Regions from separate parts of the Mus musculus genome. Here region 1 is linked to region 2. Evidence: chromatin loops called from intact Hi-C (ENCODE). Cell type or tissue: heart. All regions are shown on one strand. Links, peaks and the distances in the headings refer to the core of each region. The heading gives the core; the rest is flanking DNA.

Region 1 (8,302 bases), core at 303-8,302, 190 kb after region 2:
AAGGCCCCAATGCTAGGACCCCCATGACCTGAGGACCAGGTGGCCCAGGTGTAGGCGACACAGTGCAACACTAACCATGGTTTGCAGTGCGCCCCTCCCGGGGTTAAAACGAGGCTCCCGGGCCACACCTGCACATGGCACCTGCTGCAGGGACAGAAAGCAAGCTGCTGTTGGATCCATTTTTCCTTCTTGCCATCACTTTTCAATCCATGCTAATCGGCTAGATTAAATTTATCTTTAGCTCTGTCTCGTGTTGCCCTGGACACCGCTCATTTATCCCAGGCCACTAGGTCAGAGGGACAGCGCTCTAAAGTAAGCGTATGAGTTCTCAAGTCTTTGGAGGCAGGGATAAGCACTCCAGGCAGGAGGAACATTCCAGGGGTTGGGGGTGGGGGTGGGGCAGTACAGAAGACACGTTATGGAACGATGGCTGTCTGTGGTCAATGAGTCTGCGCCGCCATGCCTAAAACATTTCAGTACTCCTCCTAGTGAGAAGCACGTGTTCCTACCTGGTCCAATTTCTTTGGTGGAAGTTCTTCCCTTAATCCAACTGCAGTGCCTCTGCTACAAACATCTTTTGCTGTGTATCTATTCATCCACGGACACATTGTCCCAGTGGACACATTGAGGTGCAGTAGTAGAAGAGGTGTCCGTGAAGGCGCGGGGGTCGGGTCCGGTGCGCTCCACTGTCCCCCCATCCGGGGGCCTCCACTCCGGGCCGGGTGAGTCAGCCCCGGGCGGCTCCCGCGTCATCCAGGCCGCTCTGCTCCACGCTATTTCGGGCTCCGGGCACTATAAATAGAAGCTCTCACAGCCGAGGCGAGCCAGCCCCCCTCTCTGCTCGGGCCCCCTGTGTCCCCGGCCCGCCGCGATCGCCGTCACCGCGGCTAAGTTTAGAGGCGGGTGGGGACGCCGGCCTGGTCACTGTGGTCCCCCACCCTCGCCGCCGCAGGCGGAACCTTTGAGGGTCTCCAGCTGTCCAGCTCCTTTTTAGTCCAAGCCCCCAGTTCTCCATCCCTTCTGGAGTGCAGAGGGGAACAGAACCGTACTTGATACAGGAGGAAGAAACCCAGGAGGAAAGCTTGACCGGGATGCTAAGAGAGATCATTTGAACTCAAAGTGGGATCATTTGAACTCAAAGCCCCCGAGTGGGAGGACCTCGATCTGGATATGCAAGGCTCAGTGCAGAAATTGAACACAGAAAGCAAACTTGGGGATGCTGAAGAACTAGGAGGAACTTTTCCCGCCCTTGACTAATGCAAACGACTCAAAGTCACAGCCGTGGGCGGTCGGGACGCAGGTTGGCTGCGGTAGGGATGCTCGCCGCCTTCCCGCTGGGTCCTGAGCATCCCGCGTGGTCCTTCCCAACCCACCCGAGAATCCTATAATAGCGGGGCGCAGGCGACCCCTGGCGGTAGAGACGAGAGTTGCAGGTTCAAGACTTGGGATACCTTTGCCCTGTGGGAGAAACACATCTCACACACGGAGTTAGGATTCTACTTAGCTTGGTATCTCACACACGCTCGCTCTCTGACATTTCAGAGATTCAGAGACACGCGTCCTTGTATTTTATTTTTTAAATGGCATGTAATTCTGTTTTGTTTTATGTGTATGAGTGTTCTGTGTACTTGGTACCTTAGGAGGTCTGAAAAGGGCGTCAGATCCCCTGCAACTGGAGTCACAGATGGTTGTGAATGCTGTGAATCTAGTCCTCAGCAAGAGTAGTCAGTGTTCTTAACTTCTGAGCCATTTCTCCAGTCCCTGGTTCTTTTTTCATGGGGGAGGGGGTAGTGGGAGAGTCTTCCTATGTATCCCTGGCTGATATGGAAGTCACTGTATAGATCAGGCTGCCCTTGAACTCACATAGATCGCCTGCTTCTGCTTCTCCAGTGTTAGGGTTGACACCAATACATCCAGAGGTTTTGGTTTTTTTGTTTGTTTTGTTCAGGGTCTTGCTTTGTGGCACAGGCTGGGCTGGAAGTCACTAAGTAGGACATAAGCTAGTTTGGAACTTGCTCCAGTCCTCCTGCCTCAGCGTTCTCGGTGCTGGGTTTACATGCGTGCTGGTGGTTGCCACCACTCACTGCGGTCTTACTGCACCCTTTTAACCTCAGCAAATGATTCCAGGTAGAGAAACTAAGGCATTCAGTGGGAACTTGCCTCTGTCAGCGCTTCCTTCACAGAACACACGGTTCAGGCGCGCCCTCTAATGGCAAGGCTTATGCACGGCACTCTGATTCCTTGGCAGCTCAACCCCTTTCCTTCCTAGGATCAACGGTTACTTACTATTAAATTTGATAAATTAACTAGTTTTGAGTCAGGATCTTATTTTGTAGCTCTGGCTGACCTGGAAATCACTCTGTAGGTCATGCTGTCCTCGAACTCACCGAGATCCGCCTGTCTCTGCCTCGTGTGTTGGGATTAAATGTGTGAGCCATTTCGCCTGGCTACTATTAATAGTTCTGTTTTGTATCACACTTCCAAAGGCCTGGGGCCATGGCTCAATAGTAGTGTCTCTGCCTAGAATTCACAGCGTAGGCATGTGCTTGTACACACACACACACACACACACACACACACACACCTCACAACTAGGAAAACATTAAAAAAGATATAGAGGGATTACATATGATGACCTTTGGGCGTGCCCTCTCTCAATACACGAAGACCAAAAGAAAATGGAGAATACGTTGGTAAATGCATGCAAAATTTTAAATGGAGAATTTTTAAAAGTATGAACTCGAAGGAAAGATTTGCAGCCTAATGAAGTGACTAACAGCATCAGCCCTTAAGCATCACTCCAACAAATGGGCGGTAATCAAAAGATGCTCATCTCCTTTTCCTCCCCCTTTTTAATTTAAAAAACCGTTGAATTGCTCATTTCGAAAAAATGGGCAAAGGATATGAGCCAATCTTTGTTAAAAGGAATAGGCAAAGGAAATGAGCAAGAACAAAAAATATATAAGACCATTAAACTATTTCCTTAGCAATCACAGAACTACAAGTTGGAACGGGGTGAAACTGTCCTTCCAGGAAATGAGTCATACTAAGTCATTCATGGGGCCCAGGTCTCGGAACACAGGTGTCCCTTCCTTCAGGAAGCCCGTCCTCACACCCCAGCTGGGTCAGGTGCCCCCTAACACGGGCTCAATGTCCTCTGGGCTCTCCCTTCCCGACCCTGCCCGCTCTGGGTTGTCCCTGTCTGACTGTCCCACTGGACTTTAAGCCACAGCTGTCGGTATCAGTCCCTGCTTGGGATGCAAGTGGGGAATGGCTTAGAATGAGTGAGTCAATGTCTGTGGGCTGAGTCCACCCACGCTTACAGGGAGGGCGTCCTCTGAAATCTCACCTCCCTCCTCTCTCTCTCTCTCTCTCTCTCTCTGTCTCTCTCTCTCTTTGTCTCTGTCTCTCTCTCCTTTCCTCCTTTCCCTCCCCCACCTCCTTTGATCATCACTGAGCCGGATCTGGAGTCTGGGAAGCGCTCAAGAGGGCCTTGGAACACAACTACTTGAAGTCAAAGTCTCCCAGGTACCAAGATGCACAAGCTTCCATCCGCCCCAAACCACAGCGGTCCTCCAGGACCATAGAGAGCAGCGCGAATAGAGTTCCCCGCTCTAACTCCTCCGGGGAGCAGCGAGACGAGCGAAGGGCCAGAGCGGCCGGAAGTGAGTCTAGCAGGAGTTGTGCTGGCTGTGCTGGCGTTGTGTCGCCTCTGTTTCCCCCCGTGGTATTTCCTTCTAGGCATCGGGAAAGACCAGGTGAGTTTTGGCAGTGCTTAGACGCAGAGCTAGGACCGAGAGGGACAGGGTGGAGGTGGATGGAGGCCGGGGATTGATGATTGGCAGCGGAAGAAGCCAATCATTGCGGAGGCTGAGACTAGGCCGGGACTGGGCGAGGCGAAAGCATCCAGGTGTGCCCCTGGGGGCGGGGCCAATTGCCTCTGAGCGAGTGTCGTGCGGGAGTAATAGCAGGTAGGCGGGGCTATAAGACCCGTAGACCAATCCGGAGTGAGAAGGAGGAAAGGGGCGGGCCCACTGGTTGGTCCTCTGGAACCTAACGCTAGCGAACCGGGCAACCTTTTGTGGGATGGGGTGGGGATACCACTGTGAGCCAGAGTTTCCCTCTGGAATATGGAAATGCCTACGACGATGTCGCCACGCCTTTCAGGCCCCAGATGGACCCTGGGAAGGACGAGGAAAGTCGGCCACAGCCCTCAGGACCACCCACCAGGAGGAAGTTTGTTATCCCACTGGAGGAAGAAGAGGTGCCCTGTGCAGGGGTAAGAGCGAAGACTTGGGGGCTCTTGGGAGTTAAAAGGATCCCTGGGACTACGGTGTGAGTTTAGGCTTGGGTTGCTTTGGAAAAATAACCTGCCATGCTCTGCAATCCTCGGTTTGCCCGTTGGTAAAATGGCATGACAGGGTGGTTAAGGGAGAGGCTGGCAGCTGGGCAATGGCCAGTGATAGCTTTTGTTTGTTTAGTTTGGGTCTTCGATTGGGTCACATGTTTCCTGGGCTAGCCTTGAAATTGATGTGTAGCTAGGGTTGGCCTTAAATCCAGTTCCTCCCATCTCCACTTCCCAAGTGCTGAGGTTATAGCAATGGAACATCCTTTTGTTTTTTGTGTGGATGTTTTGCATGCCTGTATGTCTGTGCACTACATGCATGTAGACCTGCAGAGGCCAGAAGTCATTGGCTCCCCTAGACCTGGAATTGAATCCAGATCCTCTTGAAGAGCAGCCAGTGCTCTTAACTGAGAAGGCATCTCTCTGGCCTCTAAAACATGTCTTTGTGCTGTCTGTACACACATGGATGAGTGCTGTGAAGCTCCTGTGAAGGGCAAAAGATAACCCGTGGGACTTGATTTTATCCTTGTACTGTGTAGATCCTCAGGACTGAACTGAGTGAGGTCACGAAGCTGGCAAGTACCTTTACCCACTGAGCCATCTTGCCTGCCCCCCCTTCCTTCTTTCTTTTCTTTTCTTTCTTTTTTTCTTTCTTGAGCCTTGCTATGACCTAAAACTTGCAGCAATCCTCCTGTCTCCATCTCTCAAGTGATAGGAACTTCCAGGTGCATTTCACAACACTAAACTCAGCTATGGGTTTTGTATAAGCAGTATTCTGGGTTTTCAAGTTATGGATTTGGATCTGACCTTTTTCTGTTATTATTTTGCTTTGTTTTTACATTTCTTTATGTAGTGTGGGTTGGGGGTGTACTTGCCAGGGCATTTGTGTGGAGGTCAATTCTCTGCCTCCATCTGGTAACTTTCAGGCTTCAAGCTTAGGTGTCAGGCACCACTGTCCCCTGAGCCGTCTCCTTGGCTCTGGATTTGACATTTAAGAGTTGGAAACTGGCTGTTTGTCTGTCTATCTATCCATCTATCTAAGTTTTTTTGATTTCTCTGTGTAGCCCTGGCTGTTCTGGATCTCACAGAGCTCTGCCTCTCTCTGCTTCCCAAGTGCTAGGATCAAAGGTGTGCGGCCACCACCAAAGGCTAGAAATGGAAGTTTTTGTCCTCTAAGAAAAAGAAATTGGTGATCTAAAGAGATGGCTCAGCACTTAAATGCATTAGTTGCTCTTGCAGAGGACCCAGGTTCAGTTCCCTAACATCCATATGGTGGCTTACAACCGGCTGTAATTCCAGTTCCAGGGGATCCAGTGCCCTCTTTTGACCACTGAGGGCAACCAAGAATGTACATGGTGCATGTATATACATGCAGGCAAAACACTCAATACTAATAAAATAAGAATTTAAAAGGAAACATGGAAGCTGGTTAGATGAGGCATTCACTAAGGTTGCTTGGGCCGTTTTTGTTTGGTTTTGGTTTTGAGATAGGCATTAAATATATGAGCCAGGGCTGAAGAGATGGCTTAATGGTTAAGAGCGCTGACTGCTCTTCCAGAGGTCATGAGTTCAAATCCCAGCAACCACATGGTGGCTCACAACCATCTATAATGGGTGGGATCTGATGTCCTCTTCTGGGGCGTCTGAAGAGAGCTACAGTGTACTTATATATAATAAATAAATAAATCTTTAAAAAAATGTATGAGCCATCAATGCCCATTGCTAAAGTCTTTTAAAAAAAAAGGATTTTCTGTTTTTTCTAGGGAATCCAGATTTGGTTCATGCTCCCATGTCAGATAGCTCACAATCAATTACCTATAAGTCCAGCTGCAGGGACCCAACACCTTCTCGTGGCTTCTATAGGCACACACCACACATGGGCACACATATGGCATACACACACAGACACTTATACATGAACAAAAATAAGTAGATCTTAAGAAACAAGAAAGACATCTGAGTCAAGCATGTTGGCAAACACCTCAAATCCCAGCATTGGAGATGCTGAGGCAGGAGGACCATCATAAGTTCCAGGCTAGCCTGAGCTACATAGTGAGAGTCTGATTCAAAAACAAAGCACAACAGGCCAAGTGTGGTGGCACACGCCTTTAATCCCAGCACTCGGGAGGCAGAGGCAGGTGGATCTCTGAGTTTGAGGCCAGCCTGGTCTACACAGTGAGTTCCAGGACAGCCAGGGACACACAAAGAAACCCTGTCCCAAAAAGTAACTACCAACAAAAATCCCTGTACTTGTGACGTCTTCTGAAGGATCTGGCCAGGAGGAGTAATAAGGGAATGGGCCATGGGACAACTGACTGGAGGGGAAGCTAGTCCAGAGGCTCTGAGGTGAGCAAGCTGAGGAGCCTGAGCAGATGGGTGCTGCATCCACAGGAGGGGTGGGCCCAGAGGCAGGGCTATAGGGACAGCCTAGAGCATCTCAGCCTCTGCCTCCCGAGTGCTCGGATGACAGGTGTGCACCACTGTGCCTGGCTCGCTGAGACACACAACTGAGCCATAGCCCCAGCCCTTGCTTATTCTTAGCCCCGGGGAGCATCTGGGAGGAGGGGGAGGACCTCAGTGTTTCTTCCTCATCTCCAGTCCTCCCTTCTCTCCACAGGTCAAGCCCTTATTCAGATCGTCACGGAATCCCACCATCCCAGCAACCTCAGCCCACGTGGCCCCTCAGACGTATGCTGAGTACGCCATCACCCAGCCTCCAGGAGGGGCTGGGGCCACAGTGCCCACAGGCTCTGAACCTGCGGCAGGAGAGAACCCCAGCCAGACCCTGAAAACAGGAGCAAAGTCTAATAGCATCATCGTGAGCCCGAGGCAGGTGAGAGCGGGGGATGGGCCCCTGGGGATTCTGATGGGCTCTGTTTACTCATGCCTTCTTCATGCATTTGTCACTTCATTAATTTCTGCATTCATTCATTAATATACACACCCCTTCATTCATTCATTTATTCCTTCCTGTAGATACCCCACCATTCATGCATTGGCCTATGAGCTCATGGGTTCAGGGTGCCCCAGCCCTCCCTGCTAGGGCTGTCACTCTGTTTAGGCAGCTTGGCTCCTGTCCCCAGGTCTGATCATTTCCTCAGAACCTGTAGGGAGAACCTCAGAAGTCACTGAAATGCTGCCCAAGTGATGTCGCCTGGCCGGCCTCAAACTTAGAGACCTCACCTGTGTCTGCCTCCGACTAAGGGCGTGTACCACCACGCCCAGCCTCCTGCCCCGCTTTAGAACGGAGGCTTTTGATGTCTGTGGTAGCTTGAAGGAGTTACTTGGTGCATCCGTTCCCTGCTTTCTCTATGCATCAACTCCTCCGTTCACTTCATGCCTAGGGTGTTATGGCATGGGAGCTTTTGAACTCAGTCCTTTTGGGTTACAGTAGAATTATGACACGGGCTTGGATAGATGCCGTCCCTAGCTACTGGTGAACCTTGAGCCCTTCCTCTGTGGAGGTGGGCTTGGGGCAGACAATTCCGAACCCTGAATTCTGAGCATGGGTCCTCTAGGTCTGTTCTGGGCCAAATAGGAGCACTATGAGTCACCCAGGCGAATACAAGGTGTTCCGTTCCCTCAGGAGTCCCTCGGGCCTTAGGAAGTCCATGCTAGATGCTATCTGTGAGTCAGGAAATTCCAGAAGTCTCAAGAATCCGGGTGAGGGTGCATAGCAGATGGTCCAGGGGCTCAGGAGAGACAAGTCTGGAACTGGGGGCAGAGTCCATAAGAACTGGGCCTGTCCTGGTCACCGCTGTGTCCCAGCATAGGAGACAGTGTGTGTTCTCTATGCTTTCTGGATGGGTTAGAGCCTGGGCTGCCCGAGTGCTTTGACCTTGAGCTGGGGAGGGGAACTGGAGAGACCGCTACCTCCCGGGAACTCAGCCATGGCAGAGCCTAGATGCTGCTGCCGATCACTATTTACAAGATGACCTCAGGGAGTGTGATGGTGAC
Region 2 (8,325 bases), core at 204-8,203:
GGCCAAGGTTTGGATGTACCATGGTGGCAGATGACAAGATATAAGGATAGAGTAAGGTTTGAAAGAAGAATCAACTGCCAGGCATGATGGTGAGCCTCTGTCATCTCAGACCTTAGGCAGTGGAGTCAGGAGAATTGAGAATTCAAGGTCAGCGGTGGGTGGAAGAGGTTAGGTAGATGAGCCGGGGCAGGCTACCATGGAAATGTCTCTCCTGCCTCCAGAAAAGACTGCACCAGAAAGGGGGCTGGGGAGACACTGGACAGTGTGGCTTTGATCACGTACATTTCCAACTTGAACCCATCTCACCCCTGGGTTCTCTATCCAGGAGTCTCCTCAATAAACCCAAGAGTGAGATGACCCCAGAGGAGCTGCAGAAGCGGGAGGAGGAGGAATTCAACACAGGTCCCCTCTCAGTGCTCACGCAGTCGGTCAAGAACAACACGCAAGTGCTCATTAACTGTCGCAACAACAAGAAGCTGCTGGGCCGGGTGAAGGCCTTTGACAGGTGAGTGCTGTCTTGGGGAGGGCTGGGTCTGGGTCCGAGGGGCCTGAAGGAAAGGTCATTCCAGAAGGATAATAAGGTGGGCACACACGGTGACAAAGCACCTTTAATCTCAGCACTCGGGGAATCACTATGAGTTGGAGGCCAGCCAGTGTCTCATGGCACGACCTAGCTCAAAAATGTAGAAAGTGGCGATGCTTAACCTTTTTATAATACATATCTTACGTGTTTAGGTGTTTTGTCTGCATATGAGTCTGTATGCTATGGACATGTCTAGTAGTTATCAGAATCCCCTGGCAGGAAATTGGACTGGAATTTCGATATTTGATTTGTTTATCTGTAGACCAGACATCAGTGTCAAATATCTTGTATTGCTTTGTAGTTTGTTTTGAGACAGGGTCTTTACTATGTAGCTCGAACTGGCTACAGATGTGGCAGAGGCTAACCTTACACTTCTAATCCTCCTGCTCCCATCTCCCGAGCGCTGGGATTACAGGATTGCATGAAGCATGCCGTCCTGCTTTATTGTTTTAGTTAGCATGGGACTTGCCTTGTGACTTAGCCATACACATCTGGCACTGTACTTTGCTCTTATTCACTGTCCTCAAGCAAGCATTTGTGGAAAGAACTGATCCAAGTGTGAACAATGGCCACCCGGCCCCATGAGGACAGGACTGTGCAGCACTGGAGTGCGCGTGTTGGGAGCCGTGTCTAACCCCAGCACCCTAAGACCCTCTGGAGGGAGCAAGTGCTTCTCTCCTGCTGTTTCTCTCAGAGTTAGAGTTAACGCCAGAGCCAGGGCCATTTTGGTGGGCTTTACTCTGCTGGGTCCTGAGTTCTTTATTCATCCAATCTTCACACCAGCCCTATGAAATAGACTGTCTCCATTTCATGAAGGGGGAAACTGAGGCACAGAAGGGACACTATAAAGTGAAATCACTTTGCAGCCTGCCCATCCCCACTGTGGAGCCTGGGCTTTCCTTATGCCTGCTGCTGGAGAGTTCACACAGTGCCAGGCAAAGGTGGGCACTCGGAATGCCCCCCCTTACTCCAGCTTCCCCCCCCACCCCTACCCCATCAGGCACTGCAACATGGTGCTGGAAAATGTGAAGGAGATGTGGACTGAGGTTCCCAAGAGCGGCAAGGGCAAGAAGAAATCCAAGCCTGTCAACAAGGACCGCTACATCTCCAAGATGTTCCTGCGCGGGGACTCGGTCATCGTGGTGCTGCGGAACCCACTCATCGCTGGCAAGTAGAGCCTGCTCCCTGCCCTGCGAAGGCCTGCAGAACCCTGCCCAGTGGGCGAGAAATAAAACCCTGTGCTTTTTGGTTTTTATGTTTTCCAGTGGTCTTCTCTGCTCTTGGGTCTTAAAAGAGTGTGTTGGGCTGAGCACTAGGACAGGGCCTGTGGGTGCTGCGGTATATAACAGCCCTGTCTGCAAAGGAGACAGTTTAATTGGACTTTTGTGTATTGTGGACAGAGGGATTCTCTGACAATGTGCAAGTGGGAAAGGGAAGCCTATTTAAGAGGCTCGTGGAGGACCCAGGGCCTTCTGCTCTACCCACAACTCTGTCTATCTGGTATCTCTGTCTGTGTCCTCCCAGGCGATCATGGGCTGGAGGTCAGGAGTCTCTGCCCTCTTTACATGTATATAAAACATGTATGGGTGTTTTGCCTGGATGTGTCTGTTCTTGGTACCCATAGGAGCCAGAAAAGGAGAGTTGGATGCCCCTAGAGGTAGTTACATGTGGTGGTGAGGCAGCCATGTGGGTGCTGGGAAAAAAACCTGGGTCTTCTACAAGAGCAACAAGTGCTCTTAACTGTTAAGCCATCTCTCTGGCCCTTTAGCTGTCCTCTTTCTTTTTTCTTTTCAAGACAGAATTTCTCTCTATAGTCCTGGCAGTCTTGGAACTCACTTTGTAGACCAGGCTGTCCTCAAACTCAGATTCCCCCTGCTTCTGCCTCATGAGTCCTGGGATTAAAGGTATGAGCTACCACCATTCAGCCTAGCTGTCCTCCTGAACTGTGGAAGTCACAGCTAACGTTATCCTGTGCGTCCCTGTACAGAACTTCGAAGCCTGCAGCCAAGAAAACTTGCATGTGTTCCCTGAGCTGCTGCCAGAAAGAACAGCTTTGTTGTGTACTTTAGAGCTCTCTCTTTTGTTCTTTTGTGGTCCTGAGAATTGGACCTAGGGTCTCATATGCTTAGCAAGCTCTCCCCCATGAGCTAAATCCCCAGCCCTCCATTCACTTACATATATATATATGTGCCCAAGTACAATATTAGGTGTCCTCTAACACTGCCCTTAATTCCCTTGAGACAGAGTCTCTCATTGAACAGAACCAGGCTGATGCCCAGCAAACTCCAGCAATTCTGTCTCCACCCCATGCTACAGATTCTAATTGAGGGTCTCATGCTTATATCGCAAATGCTTCTAACCACTGAACCATCTCCCCAGTCCTTCCATTAAGACAGGAAACTTCTTAGGAAGTTTCCCAGGCTGGCCTTGAGCTTGTAATCCCCCAGCCATAATCTTCCAAGCAACTAGGATAACAGACCTACGTCACCACAGCTATCCTAAGCTCATTCAGTTGAAACCACTGAGATTCAGGAAAAGCATTGACATGTCCCAAAGTCACCCATGTAAGAGATAATGAAGCTACATCCTGATAGGCAGCCAGGGCTGGTGAAATGGCTCAGTGGCTACCAAGTTTAATGCCTAGCACCCATATGTGGCAACTCCAAACCACCTGTAACAGAACCTGAGGGATCCAACATTCTACCTTCCTTGGGCACCTGCACACAAATACACATGGATTAAAATTAGATACAAAAACAGGCCAGACAGTGGTGGCATATGCCTTTAATCCTAGCACTTAGGAGGCAGAAGCAGGCAGATAGGCAGATTTCTGAGTTCCAGGATAGCCTGGTCAGAGGCAGGGAAATCTTTGTGAGGCCAGTCTGATCTACAGAGCAAGTTCCAGTACAGCCAGAGCCACACAGAGAAACCCCGCCTCAAAAACAAGTAAAATCCCAGCACTCAGGAGGCAGAGGCAGGTGGATTTCTGAGTTCGAGGCCAGGCTGGTCTACAGAGTGAGTTCCAGGACAGCCAGGGCTACACAGAGAAACCCTGACTCCAAAAACAAAAACAAAACAAAAAAAACAAGTAAAATGAAAGCAAACATGAGTGTACCCGTGATCCATCCCTACAGCTTAAGAGGCTGAGGCAGAATTGGCTGCAAGTTCAAGGCTAGCCTGGGTCTACATGGTAAATTCCTGGTGAGCCAGGCATAGTGAGTTCCTTTCAAAAAGAAAAGACTCCATTGAAAATACATTTGGAAAAGTACAGGCTGGGGTCTGGGCGCCCCCTCCATCTCCTCCCACTTAATGGTCTCCCACGATGCCAAGCCGGTAAAGTTGGGCACCTGCCCTCCCCTGCTCCTGAGGCTCTCGAGTGCTGAGGAGAAGCAGGGCCAGGCAGGGAGGCCTCTGCTCCCCACTGGGCTTCGTCAGTTTGCACTGAGAACCTAGGATCGGAGCCTCCTGGCTCACAAAACCTGCAACCTCCCTCTGCATTCTGGGAAGGAAAAGAAAGGGAGTTGGTCTCTTGCCAGGGAAGTTGGCGACTGCCATGGAGGAAGACAGCCGGCCACTCCGTGTGGTGACCTACAGAGTGCCAGTGTGGCTGCTGGGCCTTTAGAGCTATGTATTCTGGATGGCCAGGACTACACTGAGACACCCTGTCTCAAAAAGCCCAAGTAAATAATAAAAGTAAAATTGTAAGCTTTGCAGCCAAGCTGGTGGGCAATGTCAGTCCAGTGAAGCCCACTTATTTCACCCAGGAGCAGGACTGGACTGAGTCTTCAGGTCACAGGCTCAAAGCTGTAGTTCCTGCCCTGTCTGTCACCCTGAACACTCCTCACCAGACATGGAAACTTCGCTTGCCTCTCTGAATGTCAGGGTTACAGTCCAGGATACCTGGCTGTCCAAACGGTGCTTTTATCTACCTTTTTTTTTTTTCTTAATTGCATGTGACAGGGGTAGTTTGTATGTGTGCATATGTGTGTTCACATGTAAATGGGTACATGTGCACACATTTGTATGTTATGGAGACCTGGGGTCACATGGGAAATCTTCACTCTTCCCCGTATGTGGGCACTATGGGCCAGAGTTCTGGTCCCAAGACTGTTGTGGCCAGCACTTTGCCCACTGAGTGAGCCATCTCCCCTGGCCCTTTCTGTTTTGACAGGGTCTTGTTATATAGCCTAGGCTGGCCTCAGATTGGAGCAACACTTCTGCCTCAGCTTCTTGGATGATGGGATTGGGGAAAAGGCTAGCTCTAACTGGTCTGAGACTAGGCAAGTAAATAAGGCTGGTTTTGAACATGCAACAGTTCAGCCTCCGCCTTTGATTGCCTTCAGATAATCCTTTCCAGAGATAAAAGCCAAAGTGGAGGTCCTCAGACGGAGTTTAGTGACAGCTAATGCAGTAGCCCAATTAAGAACTGAGCAAGGCTGGTTCCCGCTGCTTTTGCTGTTTGAGACGATCTCCGAGGTTCAGATAGCCAACCTGTGTTCTTTCAGCTAAGCCTCCCAGATGCTGGGGTTACAGCGCCACCCCTTGTCTGGGTCTGATATTTCTGTGTTGCCTTCCAAACAAGCAGCATGCTCACATGCACGACTTTAATTGTACATATGTCTTAGATTTCAATAGAGATTAGCTCAGGGCAGGGTACAGTAGCAGTGTGGTGTTCGTGGGGTTTTTGCGCCAACACATTGCTCCAGTTGAGCCTCACTCATCTACAGCAGACGACCTCACACACACCCTAGTCATCTCCCTTTCTAGCCTGGCCTCCTCCCACTCCGTAAAGAAGCTTGATTTACTACAGTCTCCACTCCACCAGAAGCCAAAGTCTTAAATCGTGGAGTGTGAGTCAGCTATGAGACACATCTTTCTGGGAACCTTGGGGAAAAATCCAGCAGCCGCTACTAATAAAGGAGGGGTGTGGTGTGAATGGCTGTGGGGTGGGGGTGGGTGTGTCTGGGAGGCGGAAGGATCTGTCTACCTCACTGACCCCAGGCCCTCTTGCTTGGCTGCCAGCTCTCACTCATATAGCTCTGTGTCCTGCTGCTCGGCTTCTCCCACAGCCTAACACAGGCAAAGAGCCTCCCACCCCAGAGCCTTTGAACCTCTCTCCTTTGGTCATGGCAGTCTCCTTTGATCCTGGGATCCCTCAACAAATCCTTCCCACCTCTCTGTGGCCTCCGTTCTGGTCCAGCCACCTACATTCCTCTCACTGGGCTCCCAACTCACTGCCCCTAATAACGAACAGAGAACCATGGAAAACAGCCCAGGAGACACTGCTGCTAAGAATCTTGGGGGTGGAGGGCTGGAGAGATGGAGTTCTGTTAACCTACATGGAGGCTGACAACCATCCAGTCCCAGGGGTCTTCTGCCCTTCAAGCATATGCAGGGGCTGCATGCCTGCGGTGTACATCCGTACACACAGACAAAACAATCGTACACGTAAAGTAAAAATAATCAAATCTTCAGTGAGCCTGGGATGAAATTCCAGTTTCTGCACCCCCTGCCCACTTCTTCCCATCTGGAGGCCCTCGCTTTTTCCAGTGGAGCCACGGAAGCCTTTCTCCATTCTTCCTGTTCCCAAGACCTTTTTGAATGCTGTTCCATCTGCCAGCAATCTTGTCCTCCAACTCTTCAAGAGGTCTCCAGTCACTTCTTTCAAACATGACCCATGACCTAAGCATCATGTCTATCCCAATTGCCTTCCAGTTGATTGTCCTAGACACCTCAATTCTTTTCATAAACGATTCCTCCACAAATATATACACGTGGGGACCTTGTTTTCCGGTTCCTTCGCCTCCATTTCCCCAGCATTGCTCCACTTGGGGCTGGTACACAGTAGGCTCTGAATACATGCTAACTGTACAGACACGGGGGTCCCTTTACCTAGCAGTAACTTTCCAAGACCTCATCCCCAGGCACATGCAGCATCCCAGAGGGCAAGGCGTTGCCAACGGCAGCTTCTCGGCACGCAGAGCTCAAAGGCACAGCCCGGGGGGCGAGTTCCTGGTGCGGACGTGGACGCTGCTCTTGAAGACTGAGACGCAGGCGGCGGTGGCGCCAACCCTGGCGGATCTCCGACTGCACCTGCAACGCCGGGCGCTCAGGGTGACGCTGTTCCCAGGGTGGCCGCCAGGGGGCACGGGCGGGCCAGCCTCTCCTACCTCTTTGTTGATGAAGCAGTAGAGCACGCTCACCAGGAAACCCTGTCAGAGGAGGAGCGAGATCAGATCGCTGCTGTGGACTCATTGTTTCCAGCCTCAAAGTACTGTGGCTGTTACAGGCCTAGTCCTAGGTACTGAGGGCACCTGCTCACTGGCTACCAACTCTCTGTAATGCTCCTCGGACCCCCAAAGGCCGAGAACAAGTGTTGGAAGTTGAACGTCCTGAGTGTAGAACGCTATTCCCTGCTTTCCACATTTGAGGCAAGCAGTCAAACCACTCTGTGCCTCCCTTTCCTCGCCTGGAAAAATGAAGGCGGTGGTTGGAAGAGGTGCAGAATTAATGTGTAAAACGACGTAGTACTTAGCTGTGTGTGGTGGCACATGCCTTTAATTCCAGCACTCTGGTGGCAGAGGGAGACAGTTCTCTATGAGTTGGAGTATATCCTTGTCCACACAGACTTCTATGTCCAACCAGAACTGCATGGTGAGACTCAACCTCAAAAATAATAATTAGGGCTGGAGAGGTACCTCAGGAGTTAAGAGCACTGGCTGCTCTTCCAGAGGTCTTGAGTTCAATTCTCAGCAACCACATGGTGGCTCACAACCATCTGTAATGGGATCTGATGCCCTCTGCTGGTGTGTCTGAAGACAATGACAGTGTACTTATATTAAATAAATAAATCTTTTAAAATAATAATTATTAATTAATTATGGAGCTTGAGGTCTTCTCAGTATTGGAGCACATGCTTAGCGAGCTAGAGACAGAATACAGGTGTGAGCCCCAATACCTGGCTTAAATTGATTCATGAAGTCAGATATGAACATGGGCTATTATCAAGATATTCCTAGGATCTTCTACAATCCCATTAATATCGAATTCAGATCACACATCTCCCTTTCCAGAAGAGGAAAAAAGACAAAATTGAAGTTGCGCTTGGAGTCCTGGCCCCTCTCTCGCTTTTCTGCCCCTGTTGTTTAGCTCTTGCCTCTCGCTCGCCCCAATTGCTCTGGAGTTGCAGGCACCCTCACCACCCTCCAGCACACTAGCTACCCTCTTGCCTCAGGGATCTTCATTCTGGGACGTTCCCCTAGTTGTGTGACTGGCTGTTTACATAGAGTGTTCCCTCCGTCTCTCACAGAATAGGGGGCCGACCATTTGGCTCCTGGCTGTTGCTAGGTGCATATGTGCTCCATCTGTTCTTGCTTCCTTTAACGAATGCACAGTCTCACCGGGGAGACTGGTGCTATCCCCACTTTAGGGAGAAGACTGAGGCTCAGTTGGGTCCAGCAGGGTAGGGACTAGGGAAGGCAAGCACATCAGCGTTGGCCTCACGTTTTGGAACTTTCTACGTCCTTCAATTCTGCACCTTGGGCTAGAGAGATGGCTCAGCGCTTAAGAGCTCAGACTGCTCTTCCAGAGGTCCTGAGTTCAATTCCCAGCAACCATATAGTGGCTCACAACCATCTGTAATGGGATCCTCTTCTGGTGTGTGTGAAGATAGCTACAGTGTACTCATATACAATAAATAAATAAATAAATATTTAAAAGAAAAAATCTGTACCTTGAGGGTA

What was found. A loop is a pair of places that touch in the nucleus more often than their neighbours do. Peaks named below come from ENCODE experiments on the same cell type or tissue, not always from the same donor. Only the 100,000 strongest peaks of a DNase experiment are listed, where the experiment ranks them.
Region 1: a loop joins it to region 2, with 2.0 times the contacts of the local background. A loop is called at or near these places in 2 of 42 quality-filtered maps.

Annotation. Positions count from the first base shown.
Region 1 is chr7:19,341,439-19,349,740 of GRCm38, forward strand. Ercc1 (excision repair cross-complementing rodent repair deficiency, complementation group 1) reads left to right here and starts at 3,633. Exons shown (of 10, transcript NM_007948.2): 1 at 3,633-3,758; 2 at 4,168-4,279; 3 at 6,963-7,178. The coding sequence starts at 4,175. In heart, for the core only: CTCF peaks have their summits at 1,415 and 3,631; DNase peaks (open chromatin) are centred at 793, 1,383, 3,923, 7,963 and 3 weaker places; H3K4me3 peaks cover 4,127 bases; H3K27ac peaks cover 3,326 bases.
Region 2 is chr7:19,150,893-19,159,217 of GRCm38, forward strand. It overlaps Snrpd2 (small nuclear ribonucleoprotein D2), which reads left to right. Exons shown (of 3, transcript NM_026943.1): 2 at 326-505; 3 at 1,584-1,834. The coding sequence ends at 1,758. Gipr (gastric inhibitory polypeptide receptor) reads right to left here. Exons shown (of 14, transcript NM_001080815.1): 13 at 6,754-6,795; 14 at 6,233-6,676. The coding sequence ends at 6,476. Among named protein-coding and RNA genes, the nearest start is that of Snrpd2, 5.2 kb to the left of the region's middle. In heart, for the core only: a CTCF peak has its summit at 5,119; DNase peaks (open chromatin) are centred at 429 and 6,729; H3K4me3 peaks cover 842 bases; H3K27ac peaks cover 796 bases; H3K27me3 peaks cover 552 bases.